Linked DNA regions of Homo sapiens: region 2 is linked to region 1. A link is an interaction called in ENCODE POLR2A ChIA-PET data of the cell type or tissue named here. Cell type or tissue: Caco-2. All regions are shown on one strand.

Evidence for each region. ChIA-PET counts read pairs that join two places held together with the same protein. Peaks named below come from ENCODE experiments on the same cell type or tissue, not always from the same donor. Only the 100,000 strongest peaks of a DNase experiment are listed, where the experiment ranks them.
Region 2: POLR2A ChIA-PET joins it to region 1 with 6 read pairs; 2 of 35 experiments call an interaction of 5 or more read pairs at or near these places.

What each region holds. Positions count from the first base shown.
Region 1 is chr1:206,773,725-206,778,724 of GRCh38, forward strand. The region is part of intron 1 of IL19 (interleukin 19); the gene reads left to right. Among named protein-coding and RNA genes, the nearest start is that of IL10, 3.7 kb to the left of the region's middle. In Caco-2, no CTCF peak of the experiment used is centred here; a DNase peak (open chromatin) is centred at 2,707.
Region 2 is chr1:207,465,909-207,470,908 of GRCh38, forward strand. It overlaps CR2 (complement C3d receptor 2), which reads left to right. Exons shown (of 20, transcript NM_001006658.3): 2 at 618-1,004; 3 at 2,619-2,807; 4 at 2,892-2,991; 5 at 3,242-3,324; 6 at 3,787-4,194; 7 at 4,832-5,000. Among named protein-coding and RNA genes, the nearest start is that of CR2, 14 kb to the left of the region's middle. RefSeq lists an enhancer at 3,369-4,568. In Caco-2, no CTCF peak of the experiment used is centred here; no DNase peak of the experiment used is centred here.

The DNA of each region.
Region 1 (5,000 bases):
TGGAAAGTCTCTGGGGATCCTTTGATTGAGCCTTCACCTTCCCCTTCCACAGGGGCTTTGCCTGCCATTCCAGTTTAGACTGTAACTGGGAGGAACACTGACCTAGGTGCAGGAGGCCTGGGCTCTGCCTTGGCCCTGCCACTCTATAGTCAGGGCAAATCACTCATCCTCCCTGTGTCTGTTTTTCATCTGTCCCAACAGGGCAATAGCACCTGTCCTCCTGCCTGCCAGGGAGCATTGAGCTTAAGTAGCCATGGACCCAGATGGAGGGCATTTCCAGTGTTCTGCTAGTTCTTCACCTTTCTGCATCAGCAATGGGACAACTCCAGTGGCAGCAGGTTCTGAGCTTGCTGCACTAGAGAAGGTCACTCACTGCAAGGGGTGCAAACACCTTGGGGCCCAGCCAGCGTGAAGTGAGTGGGAGGGAGGGATGAGAGGGCCCACGCCCACCCTGTGGATGTCCCTGCTGTGTGACCTATGGATCAGGGTCAGGGGACTGTGGTGTCTCTTCCCAACTCTTCAGGGAGTGTCAATGTAGAAACCTAAGAATCAGGAAGTGAGAAAGAGCCTGCTAGAAACTAGTATGGAGCTAACTCAGAACTTACTGGTCCTGCCAGACTTAGACTGGCTTAAGGGTTCTGTCTGAGTTCTGCTGCCAGGAAGCAGAGAGAAGGGGACCAGGACCTGGGTTTCCCCTTCTTGCACCTTTCTCCTTCCCCCTCGGCTCCTGGGTTTTCTGGGCTGTGTCTGTGTTAGCCTGCAGGTCTAACCCCCTCTCTGAGCTGGGTGTTCCAGAAGTGGACTCAGCATGGGCACCAGGCAGGCCAGGGGTTCTGGACTCTGGGTGAGGCTGTGAACCCCTCCTTCCTTTGTTTCCCATCTTGCCTTGTGCTTACCTCACTAGGAAACCTGCAACCCTACGTGGTTATCATTCATGTACACACCATGCCCTGCCGAATCAGCTTTGAGCTCCCTGAAACAGGACATTGTTTTATTAATCTTTGCGTACTTGGTACTTAGCACCAAGTCTGGCCCTTGGAAGGTATCAGCTATACTTGGGATGGGCATAGAAGAGTGCCCTGTAAGCCTGGAGGGTGCGAGGCTAAGGAGGTGGTCTGGGCACAGGTAAGCATTCAGAAGGAGAGGGAGAGTGACTCAGGGATGCAGGCAGCCTCCCTTCAATTTCCTTATATGAGATGTGTGTGTAAATACACACACACACACATACAAAATGTCAGGGAGAAGGGAGGTATGTAAAAGCCATTTGTACCTTTCTTTCATCTATAATCTGTTAAATAGGGTTGAGGTTAGGATCTGACTTCTTTTTTTTTTTTGAGACAGAGTCTCGCTCTGTTGCCCAGGCTGGAGTGCAGTGGCATGATCTCAGCTCACTGCAAGCTCTGCCTCCCGAGTTCAAGCCATTCTCCTGCCTCAGCGTCCCGAGTAGCTGGGACTACAGGCGCCTGGCACCACGCCCGGCTAAGTTTTTTTATTTTTTTTTGTATTTTTATTAGAGACGGGGTTTCACTGTGTTAACCAGGATGGTCTCGATCTCCTGACCTTATGATCCGCCCGCCTTGGCCTCCCAGAGTGCTGAGATTACAGGCATGAGCCACTGTGCCCGGCCCGGATCTGACTTCTTTATTTGTTCTGAAATGTGTAGCTAATTATCTCAAGCCATTTGCTGAAGATTTGATTCTTTCCCCATTGATTTGAAATTACTGTCCACTCTCATTTCAAAATTTCAGAATTTAAGTGGTTGGAGAGAACCATGGGCAAGTTCCCTGGTGCAAGTCCTCATTTAGCATATGGAGATAACGGCTTCTCCATCAATATGTCTCATAGTATTTCTGTCAAGAGATAGATATGAACATTTGAATAAAGACCCTGTGTCCTTATATTGACAAAGCAACAAGAACAACAAACAGGACTCCTATTTCTCAAGTTTTTGAAGATACCTGTTCATCTGAAAAGTCACTGGGGTCCACGGGGAAAAGTCCCAAGCCCATAGGTCATGTCTGAGACATGAATGCCAACACTCACATGTGAGGAGATTTGGGTTTGGATTTTGGTACAAGGCAAGAGCCCATGAAGAGAGGGAAGTGAGAAGGCAGGCACCTATGGATGGATAGAATGTCAGCCTGGGCACAATTTAGTCCTGTGAATTTCAAGAGGACACAAATGCCACTCTCACACTGTGAGCTTCTTGAGGCCAAAAGGCCTGAGTCCAGTTTGCCCTCAAGCCCAGATGCATAGTAGGCATCTAATCAATGCTTATTATACTGATTTTAAATGAATTTTTCCAGTGGGGGATGTACTGGGAAATCAGAAGGTTGTGGGAAGGGGAATACCTCTCTTCTTCCATCCCTGCTCCAAAATATTCTCTCATTTCTGTATTTAGCTGCAAATGAAGGAAAACCTGAGTAAGCATGGCTTTTAAAAGAGGGGGTTGTATTTTATTTTCTGTCTCACTCATCAAGAAGCCCAAAGCAGGCACTCAGATGTCATCCAGGACCCGTTTTTTCTGCATTCTTGTTCTCCTAACCTTTGTTGCAAGGAGATAGGAGAGATAGGAGGTGGTAAAGTCCAAAGGTTTAAAGGCACACCAACCCAGGAGACCCTAATAATCTTTTTAGGAAGCTCCGCCCAGTAAGTTTCATCACTTTAGCTGCAGAGGAATCTGGGCAGGCAAGAACTGCTGGGGTGTGTGTGTGTGTGTGTGTGTGTGTGCTTATGCAAATAGATTTTGGAGGGTGCATTCTACAGTTTACAAGATCTTATAAAGAATCTGCCTCCCATTAGAGCAGTCATCGGCCAACCTCCCCAACAGCACTTGGGTTTTCCTGTTGAGAGCGGGGACTGAGAGACAGGACTAGCTGGATTTCCTAGACCAACTAAGAATCCCTAAGCCTAGCTGGGAAGGTGACCGCATATACCTTTAAACACGGGGCTTGCAACTTAGCTCACACCCGACCAATCAGGTGGTAAAGAGAGCTCACTAAAATGCTAATTAGGCAAAAACGGGAGGTAAAGAAATAGCCAATCATCTATCGCCTGAGAGCACAGCGGGAGGGACAATGATCGGGACATAAACCCGGGCATCCAAGCCGGCAATGGCTACCCTCTTTGGGTCCCTTCCCTTTGTATGGGAGCTCTGTTTTCACTGTATTAAATCTTGCAACTACAAAAAAAAAAAAAAAAAAAAAAAAAAGAATCTGCCTCCCTTGTCGGGCACGGTGGCTCACGCCTGTAATCCCAACACTTTGGGAGGCCGAGGTGGACGGATCACGAGGTCAGGAGATTGAGACCACCCTGGCTAACACGGTGAAACCCTGTCTCTACTAAAAATAGAAAAAATTAGCTGGGCGTGGTGGCAGGTGCCTGTAGTCCCAGCTACTCGGGAGGCTGAGGCAGGAGAATGGCGTGAACCTGGGAGGCGGAGCTTGCAGTGAGCCGAGATCGCGTCACTGCACTCCAGCCTGGGCGACAGAGCGAGACTCCGTCTCAAAAAAAAAAAAAAAAAAAAAAAAAATTTAGCTAGGTGTGGTGGTTGGCGCCTGTAGTCCCAGCTACTTGGGAGGCTGAGGCAGAAGAATGGCGTGAACCTGGGAGGCGGAGGTTGCAGTGAGCCGAGATCGCGTCACTGCACTCCAGCCTGGGCGACAGAGCGAGACTCCGTCTCAAAAAAAAAAAAAAAAAAAGAATCTGCCTCCCAGCTACTCTCATGCTAAGCAAAATGGCAGCCTTCTTGGTGTAGTTACCCCATGCCTTACTGCAATTCTGCAGCTCAAACCCAAGAGTGGGGAGCAGGCTAGCAGCCTTGTGAGGGTGGCTCTGGAGCTGCAGAGGGAAGGTTCAGGGATCCGGGCTTGCTGGACTCTGGGTTTAGACAGCTTGTTGGGCAACACGGTCAGCCGGCAGAGAGCAGGCAGGTTGACGATGCAGGCAGAGAAGGTGAGACCGTGCCCATCTTGGGGATGGGTGACAACTGTCCTGATGAAGAAGCCCCTCCGGGCTTGACTCCTATTTGCCATTAGTAGTTATTTTTTAAAGCTGATAACGGGAGTTTCATTTCTTCTTATCCAGGACATTTAGTGTGTAAAATAGCTTTGCCAGCTTGAAATTTCTAGTATTCCCTCGAATAAGCTTCCTCAGCTCCTAGGACAGAGGCTTCCTCAGAAGCTGTGCTGCAACAGACCCCAATGCCTATCACACACCCAAAGTGTGGCCAGTTTGGGGTGCAAGGAGACAGGAGTCTGTGAGCACTGTATTCCTCTGGGCTTTCCTGACATTGGCTTTGATAGTGTCTGGGGTACTTCAGAATAAACGCCTGGTGGGCCAGAAGTTTAAGAGGAGCCCGGGCTGGGGCTGGCCCTTAGGTGGAATGGAACAAGGGTTATGCAAACCGGATTAAGCGCCCTTCCGAGGATCATGGCCGGCAGACACTGCAAACCACAGATGAGCGGAAGGGCTGATCTTTGGGCAGCCAATGTGGAATTCCCCTTTGTGCAACTATGGCACCAAATCAGGCAATTTGGATTTTCCTTAGGGGATGGACACTGTGCTCTGTAACTTCTCATATGAGAAATTTGGCTTATCAGGGACCAGGACACCAGGTGTTTGAGCCTTGGCCACCCAGAGGACCATAGTTGTTTCTGCTCTGTCTGCATGACTACCTAGGATAACTAGTGGGCTCCTGAGTGTGGGGCACAAATGGATTCTTTTAGCTCCAGGACTGTCCCTCTGGTGCGCTTTAGTTTGCTCCAGTCTCCACTGGATGGCTGGCACCTCCAACCCAACATATCCAAGCAGGGCTGGGTTTGTAGATAAGTGACTTCTGCAGTCACACAGGGTCCCATGACTAAAAAAGTCCTCCCCTTACTCTGCTACCACCATCTTGAAATTCTCAATAACTGTTGAGCAGGGGGTTCCACATTTTTATTTTGTACTGTCTTCCCCTGCCAATTTATGTAGTTGATTCTGTATCTGAGAGTAAAATC
Region 2 (5,000 bases), 690 kb after region 1:
GCAGCAGGACCAAAAGTGGTCATCTCAGCCTGTACCCCCAGTTGTGTGTTTGAAGCAGCCATTGAATAATTAGTATGTTCCAGGTATTGTACTTTCTCTGTTCATGTACTTTTAGCACTGGATTCTCACTATACCTTATGAAGTAGTTTGCGTTATACTATAGACTAAGAAACTGAAGCTTAAAGAGAGTAAGACTTGCCTGAGGTCACACAGCTATTGAATGACCGTGGGGAGTTGAAACTAGGTCCACTGAGCTCAAATTTCCCTAATCCATGGTACCTCCCCACATGTAACTATCATGCCACTAATATGTTATTTTCATGTGCTGAATTTGCCTTTTGTTTCATTATTAAAATTGATTAGACTCAGAACTTTTGGATATATTCTTTTCATTATTATTGTTTGGTCAAGATGATTTATGTTGATCTGTTTGCTGAGGATCAAGAAAAAGGTAAGAATTTAGGAGTTTGGGAGTAAGCAGGGAATAAATAAACTATACATATTTCTAAGTCTGTTTCTGAAAAAGTTATGTGATCTATATTTGGATATTTTACCTACATTTGAATATTTTCTCACCATGATCAGTATGCCTACCAAGTTCCTTTTCTACTTTTCAGGGATTTCTTGTGGCTCTCCTCCGCCTATCCTAAATGGCCGGATTAGTTATTATTCTACCCCCATTGCTGTTGGTACCGTGATAAGGTACAGTTGTTCAGGTACCTTCCGCCTCATTGGAGAAAAAAGTCTATTATGCATAACTAAAGACAAAGTGGATGGAACCTGGGATAAACCTGCTCCTAAATGTGAATATTTCAATAAATATTCTTCTTGCCCTGAGCCCATAGTACCAGGAGGATACAAAATTAGAGGCTCTACACCCTACAGACATGGTGATTCTGTGACATTTGCCTGTAAAACCAACTTCTCCATGAACGGAAACAAGTCTGTTTGGTGTCAAGCAAATAATATGTGGGGGCCGACACGACTACCAACCTGTGTAAGTGGTGAGTATGAAAAGAAAGCTGGGTTGGGAGGTTGGGGTCTTGCCTTTCTGTGCAGACCACGTTTTGTACCCTCCTGAAGGACAAACAGTGTGAACATGTAATGATGAGGGTGGAAGAAGGAAACAAGGGAAAAGGTGAAAGTTATGGCTTCTTCGTGGAGGCATATAACTGCTCGTTCAAAAAACATCAATTGAGCAAAGGAGTTTAAAGTACATGGAAAAATGTAATTAAACACACCTAATAATTGAGTAGGGTAAGTTTTGCAAGGATGGGGTCAGAGTTTGTTGGGGATGTGGGAATGGGGTGGTTTTCAACTGTATATCTGTGTTACTGTTAAAATGAGAAGAACGGTGGGATCTTATAGCAAAAATACACCCAATGGATTTGAAATTAATGTATAAGTAGCTGCTAACACAGTCTAGCACAGGTGATATCCTGCTCTCTGTGGTCTCTGTAAACATGTTTTGAAGTTATCCACTATTTCCCCAAGTCATCTTCTGAGCCATCACATTTCAAATAAATGCCTTTGAAAATAGGGACCTACTGTAAATTATTCATTCCTTCTCTTTTGGTTTGGTTTATGTTGCTGCTGAAATATAAATCTGAATTTGAATTCCACAATTACAAGAAATGGCAATATTTGACAAAAATTATACTATCAAATTAGGTATTTTCTTAATAAAGAACAATATTGACAAATTTTAAGCAGATTAAAGAGCTGACAAAACTGTTAAATTAGTATAAAATGGGATTCTGTTTATTGATTGATTGATTGATAAATAGCCTTGGAGGAAGGAGATCTTAACGATAGTTACAAAGGGCAATGGCTGCTGAAAACAGTTAAGCCTTTGTAACAATTTAGACAGACATATATGTATGGACATGGAAGGATATCGTATACATGTCGCTAAGTAGAGGAAGTAAGGCATAGAATATGTATTAGTTGTACACACACACATAATATAGGTGTATATATGTATCATGCATAGGATCCCAATAAACTATATTGCCAATATCTACCAGGATAGCCCTTGAAATGATAGCATGCTACTTTTGGAACAGAGAATAAGCTTAAGGATAGGGTGAGAATATAGGTGAAAATTGACTTTTTTTGGTAATTGAAATTTTTCACAAGGCAAATGTAATTCATATAGTGTAACTAAAAATGAAAAATAAGGTACTATTTATGGCTATTTGTGGCATAAAATGGATACACTTAAACCACACCTGTTTGATCTTTAAAAGACTAGGTTGAAAGTTAATACCAACTGGCTACCATAGATCATGTGTCATTTATTTAAATCCATATCCTAAGTCAGCATCTCGATCAAGCTTGTCCAACTCGCTACCCGTGGACAGCATGTGGCCCAGGATGGCTTTGAATGTGGCCCAACAGAAATTCATAAACTTTCTTAAACCATTATGAGATTTTTTTTTTGCAATTTTTTTAGCTTATCAGCTATCATTAGTGTTAGCGTATATTATGTGTGGCCCAAGACAATTTTTCTTCTTCCAATGTTGCCCAGGGAAGCCAAAAGATTGGACCCCCTTGATTCTAGATTGTGAAGGATGCATCATCTGACGGCTTTTTTTTCCTGGTATGTGTGTGTAAAGTTTTCCCTCTCGAGTGTCCAGCACTTCCTATGATCCACAATGGACATCACACAAGTGAGAATGTTGGCTCCATTGCTCCAGGATTGTCTGTGACTTACAGCTGTGAATCTGGTTACTTGCTTGTTGGAGAAAAGATCATTAACTGTTTGTCTTCGGGAAAATGGAGTGCTGTCCCCCCCACATGTGAAGGTACCCTAAATTTACAATCTATTTTAAGAATCTGGGCTGTTCTGTTATTTGCCATGCATTTCTCATCTTTGGTTTGTTTTTTAGAGGCACGCTGTAAATCTCTAGGACGATTTCCCAATGGGAAGGTAAAGGAGCCTCCAATTCTCCGGGTTGGTGTAACTGCAAACTTTTTCTGTGATGAAGGGTGAGTGTCAGGATTATTTATGAGATTTAATTCATTTGTCTTGTGTGTGCGTGGTGTGGACTGTGAAACCTGCAGAAGTCTCCTCTGTGAGGATCTCTGGGCAGTCTGGGGTAGGGTTGTGAGAGGTAATGCTGATAAAAGGAACAGATGCACACTGATTGAAATGAACTTGTCTTGAATTGTAAGTAGAGGCTGCTGTTCTTCAGCACAAACTGCCTAATAGTTCTGAATGACAACCTTCTGTCTCCAGGTATCGACTGCAAGGCCCACCTTCTAGTCGGTGTGTAATTGCTGGACAGGGAGTTGCTTGGACCAAAATGCCAGTATGTGAAGGTAGGCTAGGCAACTATGGTCTGACAGCACTGCATTCTCAGCTTAACTAAAAGCTTTTGGTTCAGTCATTACCTTACAGACTCTTACTGAACACAGAACTCCTAGAGATCTTTAAGGATATGTGCTTCACCAAAGCATCCTTATTTTTTGTTTCCTCAAGTAAAATGGGGTTCCTAGGCTTTCCCTCCTCTGAAAGCTATGCAGACCTTCTAAGTAGGTAGACCATATGCATAAAGAAAATAGTGTATTTGGTAAAAGAAATCAAAGGATCAGCAGAGTACATATACTCAGGAATGAAGCTTGAGAATCAATCTTCTAAATTATGTTGCTTTAGCTGCCTTGACTGATTCATTATAGACTCGGATATCACTGTCCTAGGATAGTGGTATCAAGCAGCATCTGGGGCATTCTTTGTTTTCAATACACCTATGATCTTGTCATTTCTTTCTGCAATTCCCCTAGAAATTTTTTGCCCATCACCTCCCCCTATTCTCAATGGAAGACATATAGGCAACTCACTAGCAAATGTCTCATATGGAAGCATAGTCACTTACACTTGTGACCCGGACCCAGAGGAAGGAGTGAACTTCATCCTTATTGGAGAGAGCACTCTCCGTTGTACAGTTGATAGTCAGAAGACTGGGACCTGGAGTGGCCCTGCCCCACGCTGTGAACTTTCTACTTCTGCGGTTCAGTGTCCACATCCCCAGATCCTAAGAGGCCGAATGGTATCTGGGCAGAAAGATCGATATACCTATAACGACACTGTGATATTTGCTTGCATGTTTGGCTTCACCTTGAAGGGCAGCAAGCAAATCCGATGCAATGCCCAAGGCACATGGGAGCCATCTGCACCAGTCTGTGAAAAGGGTGAGTGTTCCGGTACTCAGAAAAGGTGCTTCTGATTCGTTTCTGAAAAATTAGAAGAAGGGGTTGTGGGCTTTAGGTAGGGCCTTGTCCAGTTTATACTTCCCTCAAATCTACTACATCTAATCAATATAAATTTTGTAGAGGGCATTCTTATCACTAGCCCCCCACCATTGTTTTATTTTGTGGGAATATGCTTGGAAAAAATGTTAGGAATCACTAAGTTTCTCATTTCTATAGGGGAAAAAATGAGGAGAAAAATGCTTGTTTGTCTTAATAGTGACTTCTTAAAAGAGAAGTCATTCAAGCCCTCATTCCTAGGGATATATCAGAATCTCCCATAAAAAACATACAAGATGATTCCTTATGAAGGGAAGAGGCAGGAGAGGAGTTGCAGAACCCAGTGGAAAGTGAACAACATCTGCAGCAGCCTCTGTGCAGAAAACAACAACAACAACAACAACAAAAGATTGGGAAACTGTGATCTAAAATTACCCAAAGCTGGTCTGCAACATATGTTCTGTATCATACAGCTGACGCCAGAGTGGAATTATAGCATGAATATCAATTTCTTTGGCTCAGTTTCTTTCTGTGGTTGTTTACTTAAGCAGTTATGTTTTGTTTTTGTCCTTTCATTTAGAATGCCAGGCCCCTCCTAACATCCTCAATGGGCAAAAGGAAGATAGACACATGGTCCGCTTTGACCCTGGAACATCTATAAAATATAGCTGTAACCCTGGCTATGTGCTGGTGGGAGAAGAATCCATACAGTGTACCTCTGAGGGGGTGTGGACACCCCCTGTACCCCA